Linked DNA regions of Homo sapiens: all the other regions are linked to region 2. The links are chromatin contacts, found by Hi-C or POLR2A ChIA-PET in ENCODE. All regions are on one chromosome and are shown on one strand. Each heading gives the region's core, a stretch centred on a gene start or an enhancer-like site at or near the end of the contact. The rest is flanking DNA. Distances are from core to core; before and after follow the strand shown.

Region 1 (3,528 bases), core at 997-3,496, 470 kb after region 2:
CATGTTGGCTGGTCTGGAACTCCTGATCTCAAATGATCCACCAAACTTGGCCTCCCAGAAGTGCTGGGATTACAGGCGTGAGCCACCATGCCTGGCCTATTTATTTTTTTGAGACAGGGTCTCACTCTGTCATCCAGGCTGGGGTGCAGTGGTGCGATCACAGCTCACTGCTGGGATTACAGGCATGAGCCACAGCGCTCAACCATTCTAGATATTAAATAATTTCATGTAGTTACCCCAAATACAGATTATGTTCTGTCATGTCTGACTAAAATAAAAATTTAGCTTAAGGAAACTCCTTTCTGCAGACATTATTTGTTCTAGCTCTGAGATTGTATCTCCATGCTGCTTACTTTAGGTTGCAATATGTTCCCAACACCCACCTTTCAAGTTTTTAAAATGGCATTTCAATTTTTTCTTCAGTTTGTATGCTCAGCCACCTGTGCGCTTCCTCTACTTTTCTAAAGTGAAGAAAAGGAAAAAAAAATGGTTTCTTTCTAATATAATATTAATAGGTCTGGGTTTTTGGATTAATATACTGTAATAAGCAGCTCTCTAATTGATTACAAATCCCACTGGAACACTCCCCTGGGGGAATGAAGGTCCTGTTCTTTTTACTCTTCCTTTTATCCTCTATTCCATTTCAGCTGAGAATCCACCAAACTAGGATTGAGTCGACCAGTGAAAGGATTCTAGGCAAGACGGGATTGCACTGATGAGTTCCACTGCCTCCTTTTCAGAGAGACAAACGTAAGCCCACAGACTGATTACTAAGGCAGGTGTATTTTTATCTGTGCTGCCTTCTTATTCAAGACTCTAAGCTAGTCATCAACCCAATGGTATAACTGATAGCTGACGGGAGTTTCTGGAATGGGTGTTAAGTGTGAGAGAGATGAAGGCCTAGTGATAAGGTCGGCTCTAAATGTAGATTTACTTGGATTCCAATCTACTTACCAGCTGTGTGCCCCTGGGCAAGTTACCTCTTCTGTGACTCAACTTCCTTGAAGGAGGGTGTGTAAAAGTGTCTATTTCACACGGTTATTGTGAGGATTAAATACCAAAAGTATTAAAGCTGTGGTTAAACTCTCAGTAAACATTAGTTATTTCTACCAAAGTTAAACTGCCAAATCCTTGAGTCTTGATTTGTCCTCATAACTGCTGTGGCATTTCTCCTCTTTTAAAGTCTTCTGAACAGAAGTTGACGTTTGCATTTTAAAGGAACTCAAATGGCTTACTTTTACGAAGTTGGGGGGATTATATATACACGTGACCCGCCAGGGTATGTAAACCTGGCGGACTTCAACAGTCTGGGGGTGCCTGCGCTCAAGGGGTGAAGGGATGCTTAGAAACTTTCTCAGGAAGAAGGTGGGGCCTTCAACGAGGGCGGCTGGCTACAAAGAACTAAACTTTCACACAGCAAAGGGGAGCCGGTCTCCCTGCGCCCGCGGGCGTCGAACCCAGGCCCAGCTCTCACCACCCAAAGGCCCGGGTGCGGCTGCAGGGTGACGAAAGCGTCAGACCCCGGGGCTGCTCTCAGCTTTGGGCTTTCACCCGGCACTCTCCCAGACAAAGGGGCTTCTCAGCCAGGTCGCTGTTTTGGTTTGTCGTCCTCCCAGCCCCCACCTTCGTCCCCAACTTCCCCTGGCGCTGGCTCGGCGGCGTCCCTCACATCGTCCCTCCGGCCGCCACCCCGGGCCCCTTTGTTGTCTGCCGTCTCTCCCAGAGAGGGGTGGGGGGCCGCGACATTCCAGGGAGGAGAAACCGAGGAGTGAGGGGCAAAGACGCTCTTCCATGCTCTCACCCGAGGAGCGCGCCCCACGACGCTGGCCAGCCGTTCTCCGGCGACGGCCCGGGCCGCGCCTCGGCGCCCTCGCCCGGGTCCTCGGCACGGGGGAGGGGCGTGGCGCGGCCGGCGCTCTCTGATTGGCTGCGGGCGTCAGGGCGTCGCGCCGCGATTGGGTCGCGCAGCTGTCTGGAGCGAGAGCGCGCGAGGTGGGGAGGGGGCCGCTGGAAGCTGCTGGAAGTCGGGGGCGGGGGATGCGGCTGGGGCGCCGGGGCGGGGACGACGGGGGCGACGGCAGGACGGGCCGCGCCTGTGCAGGGCGGTCGGGGGCGGCGGGCGCGGGAGGAGGTGGCGGCGGAGGGGGAGGTGCGAGCCGGGCACCGCCCCCGGCCCCTCCCCGGCCTTCCCCGCGCAGAGCTCCGACCGCGGGCGGCCCAGGGGCGGGCGCGCCGCTGCATCCCCATCCTCGTCGTCGCCCGGCACAGCGCGAGCGGGCGAGCGGCGCGGGCGGCCGGAGCGCCGAGGCCCGGCCATGGCCACCACCAGCACCACGGGCTCCACCCTGCTGCAGCCCCTCAGCAACGCCGTGCAGCTGCCCATCGACCAGGTACCCCGAGGCGCCCTGGCGCCGGGCGTCGCGCCCTCGCCGCCCCTCCCCGCCGCGGTGCCACCCGACCGGGGGCCCGGGAGGAGGGTGGGGGCTGGGGCCGGGCGCCCGGTGCCCCCCTACCCGCCGCTCCCTGGAAGGGAGGGGGCAACAAGCCGGTTATTGTCCCAGAGCCCCCTCCCTCCTGGGTGCGCCCCCAGCCCGCCATCCCCGGGCCGAGCGGGAGGTGGGCCGGGCGTTGTTGCCGGCGACAGCCCCCGGGGAGGGTGGTCGTATGGGCGTGCGGGTGTGCATGCGGTCCCTGCCCTTCGCGGCAGCGGCGCTCGGATCCGGTGGTCGGGTCCCGGAGCAGCCCCCGGTGCGCATGGACCGGGTTGTGGAAAGGGTGCGGAAGGCTGCGCTTTGGGGAGCCTGGCGTGGTGCTGCCTGCCCCGCGCGCGCCTCTGAGCGACCCCCGGAGAGGCTGATGCATGGGTCTGGGTGTGCTGGGTGCCTTAGAGACGGCGTCGATGGGTGCTAGGGGCCCGGAGAGGCTTAAGCGCTACTGCACTTTGGGGACAGTTTGCGTTGGATTGTGGCTTAAGAGAGACAGAGGCAACAGTTTGTGGGAAGGCAGACAGGTTATGAAGAAAAGTCGGAGTTAATCCCAGGATTCTTGCTGACAAAGTGGCAACCTTGTAGATTGATGCAGCCACTTTACCTCCTTGCCCAGCCCTCAGAAAAGCTCTTGACAGTGTCTAGGGAAGGGTGGTATTTAAATGAGGCCAATCGAGTTTGATGGTTTAAAGGGCCTAACGATTACTGAGAAATAAACAGCATTGTGATGGGAAAAGCAGCGCCATTTTTACTGAGAAAAGAAAGTTTGGAAGTATTTTGTTGTGACAGTGAGATTTAGGGAAGTTGTTAATGAGGCGGGGGCTGGGGGGCGGGGGTGTATAGTTAGGTGATTGCTCTAGCCCCAGGCTAAAGGTAGTTAACTTTGGAAATTTTGCTTACAGTTATTTCAAGTGTACTTAACCTGGAAGTGTTTGGACTTCACACGGGATACTGGTTCACTGTCTTGAACTTGAAGGTGCTGCTGTCATTTAGTCTTCAGGGATTTCACTTCAATACGGGATTCCTTCTTGTCCAGACGGCT
Region 2 (3,412 bases), core at 348-2,847:
AAATTAATAAAGGAGGAATGTTCTGTTCAGAACTATCCTTCATCCATAAGACGGATCCCTAAGACATTTTCCATCCATAAGAACTCAAGTATCGGAAACCATTCTCACCTGACCAGCCTGTCAGCCAGCGATGCTCCCCATCCACCCTGCTGGAAGGAAAACTGGAGGAAGAAAAGCCCATTATTACTACTAATGACTGTAACCGGGCATCTCAGCGAGGGCAGTTCTGATTGGCAACTTCTGTTTTCTCGGCGCTCCCTTCTTGGCTTTGATTGCTTCACTCCAGGAGGTCATTTTGGGGATTACAGGTAAGTACACCTGGCAGCACTTTAGCAGAGGGGGATTTTTCTCTATCAAAAGCTAAACAGCCTGTATTCCCAGCACTTTGGGAGGCCAAGGCGGGCGGATCACATGAGGTCTCGAGTTCGAGACCAGCCTGGTCAACATGGCGAAACCCCGTCTCTACTAAAATTACAAAAATTAGCCCGGTGTGGTGGCGCACGTCTATAATCCCAGCTACTCGGGAGGCTGAGGCAGGAGAAACGCTTGAATCCGGGAGGCGGAGCTTGCAGTGAGCCGAGATCGCGCTACTGCACTCCAGTCTGGGCGACAGAGCGAGACTCCGTCTCAAAAAAAGAAAAAAAGAAAAAAAAAAAAAAGCTAAACAGAAATCTAAGTTCAGGAAATAAAGTCAAAGGTCAGTGAGGAAATGAAGGCCACACCGCCTCACTGCTTTGCTGGTTACCGAGCTGAGGGTGAACACTTTTTCATACACATTCCCATGGAATTCGGCAGCTCTGACTGCCCCATATGCCTAAACATAATGTTACCAGTTACTGGCGTATACACAAAAGCCTGGTGAAGCAAGTCCTGTCTGAGAAGAGGACACACACAGGAATGGAATTTCTACTCCCTCCCCGAAGTAAGAACCTGCATTTAGAAGACCGTTCCCTTCATGGGAGGTGAGATGATCTTGGATGAACGGATGGTCCTTTTCTACCTAATTCCTGAAGGCGTTTTACTTCCAAGGTCAACCCCTAACGGCCCCACCTGTGCCCGCAGGGAATGGGGCGAGAGAGCTCCTGGCGCCTCTGCCCGGAGCTGGCCGCGGGGCCTCCTGGGACACAGCGCGCGGTCGCCCGCGGCCGCTAACCCGGACCCGGAGGGGAAAGGCCGCTGCCCAGGAGGGCGCTGAGGGGAAGACCGCGCATCTCGACCCGGGTGGGAGGCGGCGCGGGGCGGGCAGCGCGGCCGGGTCCCCTCGCGTCTGTGCCTGGAGCCCGGGCTCTCGCGGACGCCGTCGTGACCTCCGGGACGCCGCGGGCCCGGAAGGCGCAGCCACTGGGGGACCCGCCACTCCTCCGGTGTCTCCACGGGCGTGGCCAGGCCTCCGGCCCAGCCGTCTCGGGCGCCGAAGAGGACGGCGAGGAGCCTCGGCCTGCTCGGCAGCGACCCCGCAGGGAGGCCGGGGCGGGAGGCCGAGCGTCGGGGCGGCCGTACCTGGGTGATGGAGTCCCCGAAGAGCAACAAGCGAGGCCAGAGCAGGGCACTCCCGCAGCCCGCGGCCTCGCACAGCGCCATGGAGCAGCCGGGCGGGGCGGGGCGGGGCCGCCAGCCACGAGAGGCGCCTGCGCAGTGGCCGCCCGTGGGTTGCGGGAGCCGGGCTCGTGGGCACCCACGCAGTCACTTTGGTGACGCGCGAAGGTCGTTGCCCCTTGGAGTCCGTTTGCAAGAAGCTCGGCCTCCGCGCTTGCTCACCCACAGCAAGGCTGCCCCCAGGGAGTCCGGAGCCCGCGTCCCGCTGCGTGGTTCCCGGAAGAAAAGCGGTTGGGGGCCCTTCTAAGCCCACCCCGCGCTCCGCGGGCGCAGGTGCGTTCGGCAAAGGGCAGGAGTGTGACCTCAGGACGCGCGGCGGGAAGCACAGCTGGCTCTCGGTGGGGCGGAGGGCTGCTCCAGGCCCCCCTGGAAGAGGTCGTGGGATGCGCGCGCGGCCTCCTGCGCCCAGCGTCACTCTGGAGGGCCTGTAACACCCACGAGGACGCAGGCACTGCGGAAACCCTGGCAGTACCTCGTGGTTCTGCGAATGACAAGGGAAAGCAGCTGCACCTTCAGTGCGCGCGCAGCCGGCCGCTTTTCTTTTTCCCGCCGTGGGGTGGATGCGCAGATGCAGAACCCCGCGGACACGGAGCACTGACTAACTTCCAAGGGATTCACCTGTTAAAACGTGGTTGTAATGCAACGTTCTTACCTCAACTGTGCAATGAAGTTCGGCAGCCGAGCTAAAAACGAACGGGTGGGAAGGATGCCTTGAAATCACGGAGCTGTAGATGAGTAACAGAAGGGCCAGGGGCGCCGGCGCAGAGGCCGACCCCGCTCCCTGGGGCGGGGCGATGGGCGTAGAGCATGACTTTCTTTAGGTTGCTCGTCCCAAGCTCGCTTGGATCACCTGGGGGAGCTTTACAACTAAGATCCAACCTAGGGCCCTCATTCCAGCCGGACTAACTCACCTCCTGGTGGCAGGACTTGGGCACAGGTGCACTTGTGATGCACCCCACGTGATTCCCACGGGTAGCCCAGATTGAGAGCCCCTGCTAGAGCAAGCAAAGGTGCCTGGACTTCATCTTTATCACAAGGACTTCATTAAGGCCTTCAAGCAGCAGAGGCTTGAGGCCAGGTCTGTTCCAGGAATCAGCTATAGGGGAGGAGATGGAGGTGGTTGCAGGAATTCAGAGGGGAGAGTAGACTTGGACTCGAACAGCAGCAGTGGAGATGAAGACAGAAAAGATTCAAGTGCAACTTAGAATCCTTATTATTAACTCAAATTGGTTACCCCAGAGGAGAGGGTAACCAGCAGCGGTTGCTATCGGCAGATCTTGATGGTTTCAATGGGAGCTGCACATACATGCCTGGAAGAAGAATCCAAAATTCTAAAATAATGGGCAGTTGATCTAGTAGTTAGTTCTAGAATAATGGACAAATTAATTAGCAATTTAGCAGTATTCAGGCTGTTGAAATAAAGGCCATTTGACATTAAAAGTAAACAGGCTCCCCCAGAGAAACGAATGCATTTTATTTTAGGTAACAAAAGTAGAGTCAAGTATTTTTTCAAAGTTCATATACAGGCACAGTCTCAGTGAACTGGCGTCAGGGCCTCGTACAGTCTCTGTGCAGCCAGCTCCACCATTTCTCGGAGGGATTCATCGTCTTCACTTCCCTCTTCACATTCTACAGTCTGAAAGTGAGGCACAAACAAGACTGTTAGAATTAAGTCTATAATGATTATATAGAAGATAAATGAATACTCTTTAAAAAAACCATCATCTCATAAAAAATTAGCCAGCTGTGGTGGCGTGTGCCTGTGGTCCCAGATAAGAGTCTGAGGTGGGAGGATCACTGAGCCGGGAAGGTTGAG
Region 3 (3,142 bases), core at 10-2,509, 320 kb before region 2:
TCCACTCAAGCTGGGCTCCGAGAGGCTTAGGAGGCTTCCAGGTTCCACTGGCAGTGGGTATGAAAATCCCTTTGCTACAAGTATTCTGAAGCCATGCCTGAATTTCTCCCATTCATTCACTCATTCATTCACTCTTCATTCATTCATTCATTCATTCATTCATTCATTCATTCATGCCTGCCTGCTCATCTATGCTTGAGTGGAACAGGCCCAGCTGATGTCCTGTGTGTACCCGGCACAGCTGCCACAGCTCCCAGCCCATCCACTCTGCCAGCCCACCTGGCCCCACAGGGCCAGGCCTGCAGGTGTCCTCTCCCAGGCAGGGGGCAGAGGAGGCAGCTCACTTCAAAGGGCCCCTGGCTTTGCCTGGGTCACAGTCTGGAGCTCCCCACTAAGAGCCGAGAAGCGTGGCCCTACAGAGGGTCCCAAAGCCTGAGGAAGGGAAGATAGGGAACTGCCCAGAATTGGGTAGCACTACTTCCCCATTTTACAGACGAGGAAACTACAACTTAGAGAGAAGAGGTTTCTGGCCCAAAGTCACACAAAGTCAAAATTGGACCCTGGTCAACATGGAAGGGGAGGGAGTGGAAAAGAGATGGCAGGGGAATGGAAGGGAAGGAAGAGAAAAGAAGTCTCTGGAATCGGCATGGGAAATGAAGAGACTCCCCCAAGGCCCTGTCCTCATTTACCCTCTGCGCCTGGCCCTTCCCTGCCCTGCCGGCTGGATGTCCAGGGACCCACCCAGCCCGACCTGCTCTCTGCCGCGCTGCTCACACTCGGCTGCTGTGCGCTCCTGCCCTCTGGTGGCAAGATCTGGAAGCGCGTTGTCACTGCATCCCAGCACCTCTAGAGGGGAAACTAGGAGCAAGTCAGTTCACCACCCACTGTGTGCAAGACACTGAGCTGGAGACCTAGGGAGGAGGGAACACAGCCCCGTTTCTGAGAGTGCAAAGTTTAGGGGACAAGACAGACAGGCAAACAGACCACGGCAACACAATGAGATAGGGACTTGGCTGGGGGAAGCTCAGGTTGTTTTAAACCTAAAACAAGCAGCCCCCAAATCTATGAGGAAGAGCCTGCCTAGCAGAAGGTCCCACCATGCCCAGGAACATTTGGGCAGCACCTGCTCTGAGGGCTCTGGGCTGCCTGGCTGGGGTGGGACAGACCCAGAGTCCTTTCTGATCTGTCTGCAGCGAGAGCCCTGGAGCCAGAGGGGACCCGAGGAGGTTTGCAGGCTGTGGTCTGGGCAGGAAGGAAGGGCTGAGGTCCCCACCCTTCTTCTCCCTTTCTTAACCTAGTGCAGACCCAGCTGAAGCCAGCCTCACAGGGTTAACAAGAACTGCGGACAGTCATATAGCTATAATTAAGCATTCATCAGGCTGTACTTTGACCCACTTCCTTGTAACCAAAAGTCACGTAGCCCTAGGTACGGACAGTTCACATCCCCATGGTTCCTATTGATAGGATCTCTGACCTTAGAATCATAGGAATTTTGTTTAAGAATTGCTTAAGCAGATCCTGAATTCCATCAGAACAGCTGATGCCAACCAGCTCGAAGACCCCCACAGAGGAACGGAATCCGCGTGACAGTGAGGTTTCTTCATCTCCTTGTCCCGTGACTGCACTCTTCGACCAATCAAGGACCTCCACACTTTGACCCACTTCAAAACCCTTAAAAATTCGAGCCCCGAACTCCCTGGGGAGATGATGGATTGGGGGTTTCCTCCCATCTCCTCACTTGGTGGCCCTGCATTGATTAGACCTCTCTCTCTGCTGCAATGCGGCATCTTGCATATTGACTTCCTGCACGGGTCAGGCCATGAACCTATTACGGTTCCAGAGCTTCAGGCTGGAGAGGCAGAGTGACAAGAGGGTTCAGTAGAAGGCTGGGAGCCAGACTGCCTGGGGTCTTAACAGCAATTGCGTCCTCTGGGCTTCAGTTTTCTCTTGTGTGAAAAGGTAATAAGAACAGTGCCCACCTCTGAGGGTCGCCCTGAGGGTTAAACACACTGATACAGAGAAAGTGGGCAGAATGGTGTTTGGCCCATGGTCAGGGCTGATCATATCTGCTCTTGCCAATAATGCCAACTCACCAGCATCCAGCCCTCCTTTCTTTGGAAGAGTTTCCCATCTCACTCTCATGGCAGATAGTACCACCCAGAGTAGGTGCAGAGGCCCAGAGAGAGGAGGTGTCTCACGTGAGGTCACTGGGCGAGCAGCAACTGTGTTGAGCCTGGCACCCAGGCCTCTGGGCCTAGAGGTTGCAGCCTGGATTCCCAGCCCCCTTGTGTACCTTCTGGGCATCCCTGACTTCCGAGTCCCTGAACTGCCCTCCTCAGTGAGGAGTCTACTTTGCTACTTATTAACAGACTCTCTCACAGGACTGCTGGGCAGGTGCAGCCAGTTTCAGAGTCGCAGCATCCATAGCATTTGCTGAAGCATTGGCTACAGGCAACACCTGTATTGCATTTGTCTTCCTGGAAGATAATGAGCTCTAAAGCTTCACTGTGAAAAGTGTGGTCCCTGAGCCAGCAGCATTGGCCTCACCTGGGAGCTGGTTAGAACTGCACAATCATAGGCCCCTCCCAGACCTACAGAACTGGAATCTGCAGTTTAATGAGAGCCCCAGGCAGTATGTGTGCACCTTACCGATTGCCAGGGAAGGGTGTCTTAAGCAAATGGACTAAAGTGGGAGAATGAACTGTAGATGTGTCCACCGAGCCTGCCCTGGGCAGCACATGTGCCGGCACCCGTGCCAGGGTCTGGGAATTCTTGGGGGAGTCGGCCGAGGTCAGCGCCTTCAGGGAGTCCCCAGCTCCTGCTGTTAGCAGGTCTTCACGCGACCGCACATGCTGGCCAGACAGTGCTGGGAGGGAAGGAATAAAGGCCACGGGGGCCTGTCTGCTCGGAAGAGTCAGAATCTGGGCTGAAACTTGAGGGAAGAACCGGATAGGCCAGGCAGACGTGGGGGAGGGCCTTCCAGAAAGGGGACTCCCTGTACCAATTCCTGAGCTGGGTGTTTTCAGAGAAATGGGTACTTTGCAGACCTTACCCTAATACTTCCAGGTGCTGAGGCAAGAGTAGAATTGGAGGCCCACCTACTCTAAGTCTAAATATCTGCAAGTCATATAGCTGACAAACT

What was found. A loop is a pair of places that touch in the nucleus more often than their neighbours do. ChIA-PET counts read pairs that join two places held with the same protein, here RNA polymerase II (POLR2A). Pooled maps may share reads with other maps.
Region 1: a loop to region 2 is called in a map of naive thymus-derived CD4-positive, alpha-beta T cell, with 7 times the contacts of the local background. The contact joins the promoter of MBOAT2 here to the promoter of IAH1 in region 2. A Hi-C loop is called at or near these places in 1 of 168 maps with a recorded cell type or tissue (naive thymus-derived CD4-positive, alpha-beta T cell) and 7 of 50 pooled maps. POLR2A ChIA-PET finds 5 or more read pairs at or near these places in 1 of 52 experiments (WTC11).
Region 3: a loop to region 2 is called in a pooled map, with 4 times the contacts of the local background. The contact joins the enhancer-like site here to the promoter of IAH1 in region 2. A Hi-C loop is called at or near these places in 4 of 168 maps with a recorded cell type or tissue (CD4-positive, alpha-beta T cell, CD4-positive, alpha-beta memory T cell, mammary epithelial cell and 1 more) and 12 of 50 pooled maps. POLR2A ChIA-PET finds 5 or more read pairs at or near these places in 5 of 52 experiments (CD4-positive, alpha-beta memory T cell, H1, WTC11 and 2 more).

The regions. Positions count from the first base shown.
Region 1 is chr2:9,002,402-9,005,929 of GRCh38, reverse strand. It overlaps MBOAT2 (membrane bound glycerophospholipid O-acyltransferase 2), which reads left to right and starts at 2,246. Exons shown (of 13, transcript NM_138799.4): 1 at 2,246-2,390. The coding sequence starts at 2,316. LOC124907728 (a long non-coding RNA gene) reads right to left here and starts at 1,854. Exons shown (of 2, transcript XR_007086199.1): 1 at 1,802-1,854; 2 at 1-461. RefSeq lists silencers at 1,873-2,332, 2,876-3,170 and an enhancer at 2,935-3,528.
Region 2 is chr2:9,472,736-9,476,147 of GRCh38, reverse strand. It overlaps IAH1 (isoamyl acetate hydrolyzing esterase 1 (putative)), which reads right to left and starts at 1,597. Exons shown (of 6, transcript NM_001039613.3): 1 at 1,501-1,597; 2 at 109-161. The coding sequence starts at 1,581. CPSF3 (cleavage and polyadenylation specific factor 3) reads right to left here. Exons shown (of 18, transcript NM_016207.4): 18 at 3,047-3,232. The coding sequence ends at 3,131. RefSeq lists enhancers at 1-538, 1,019-1,786 and a silencer at 1,056-1,825.
Region 3 is chr2:9,797,513-9,800,654 of GRCh38, reverse strand. No RefSeq gene overlaps it. Among named protein-coding and RNA genes, the nearest start is that of TAF1B, 44 kb to the left of the region's middle. RefSeq lists enhancers at 1-3, 4-839. Within about 2 kb of position 1,259, at least 13 of the 41 ENCODE cell types and tissues checked have a DNase peak (open chromatin) inside an H3K27ac peak, as active enhancers do.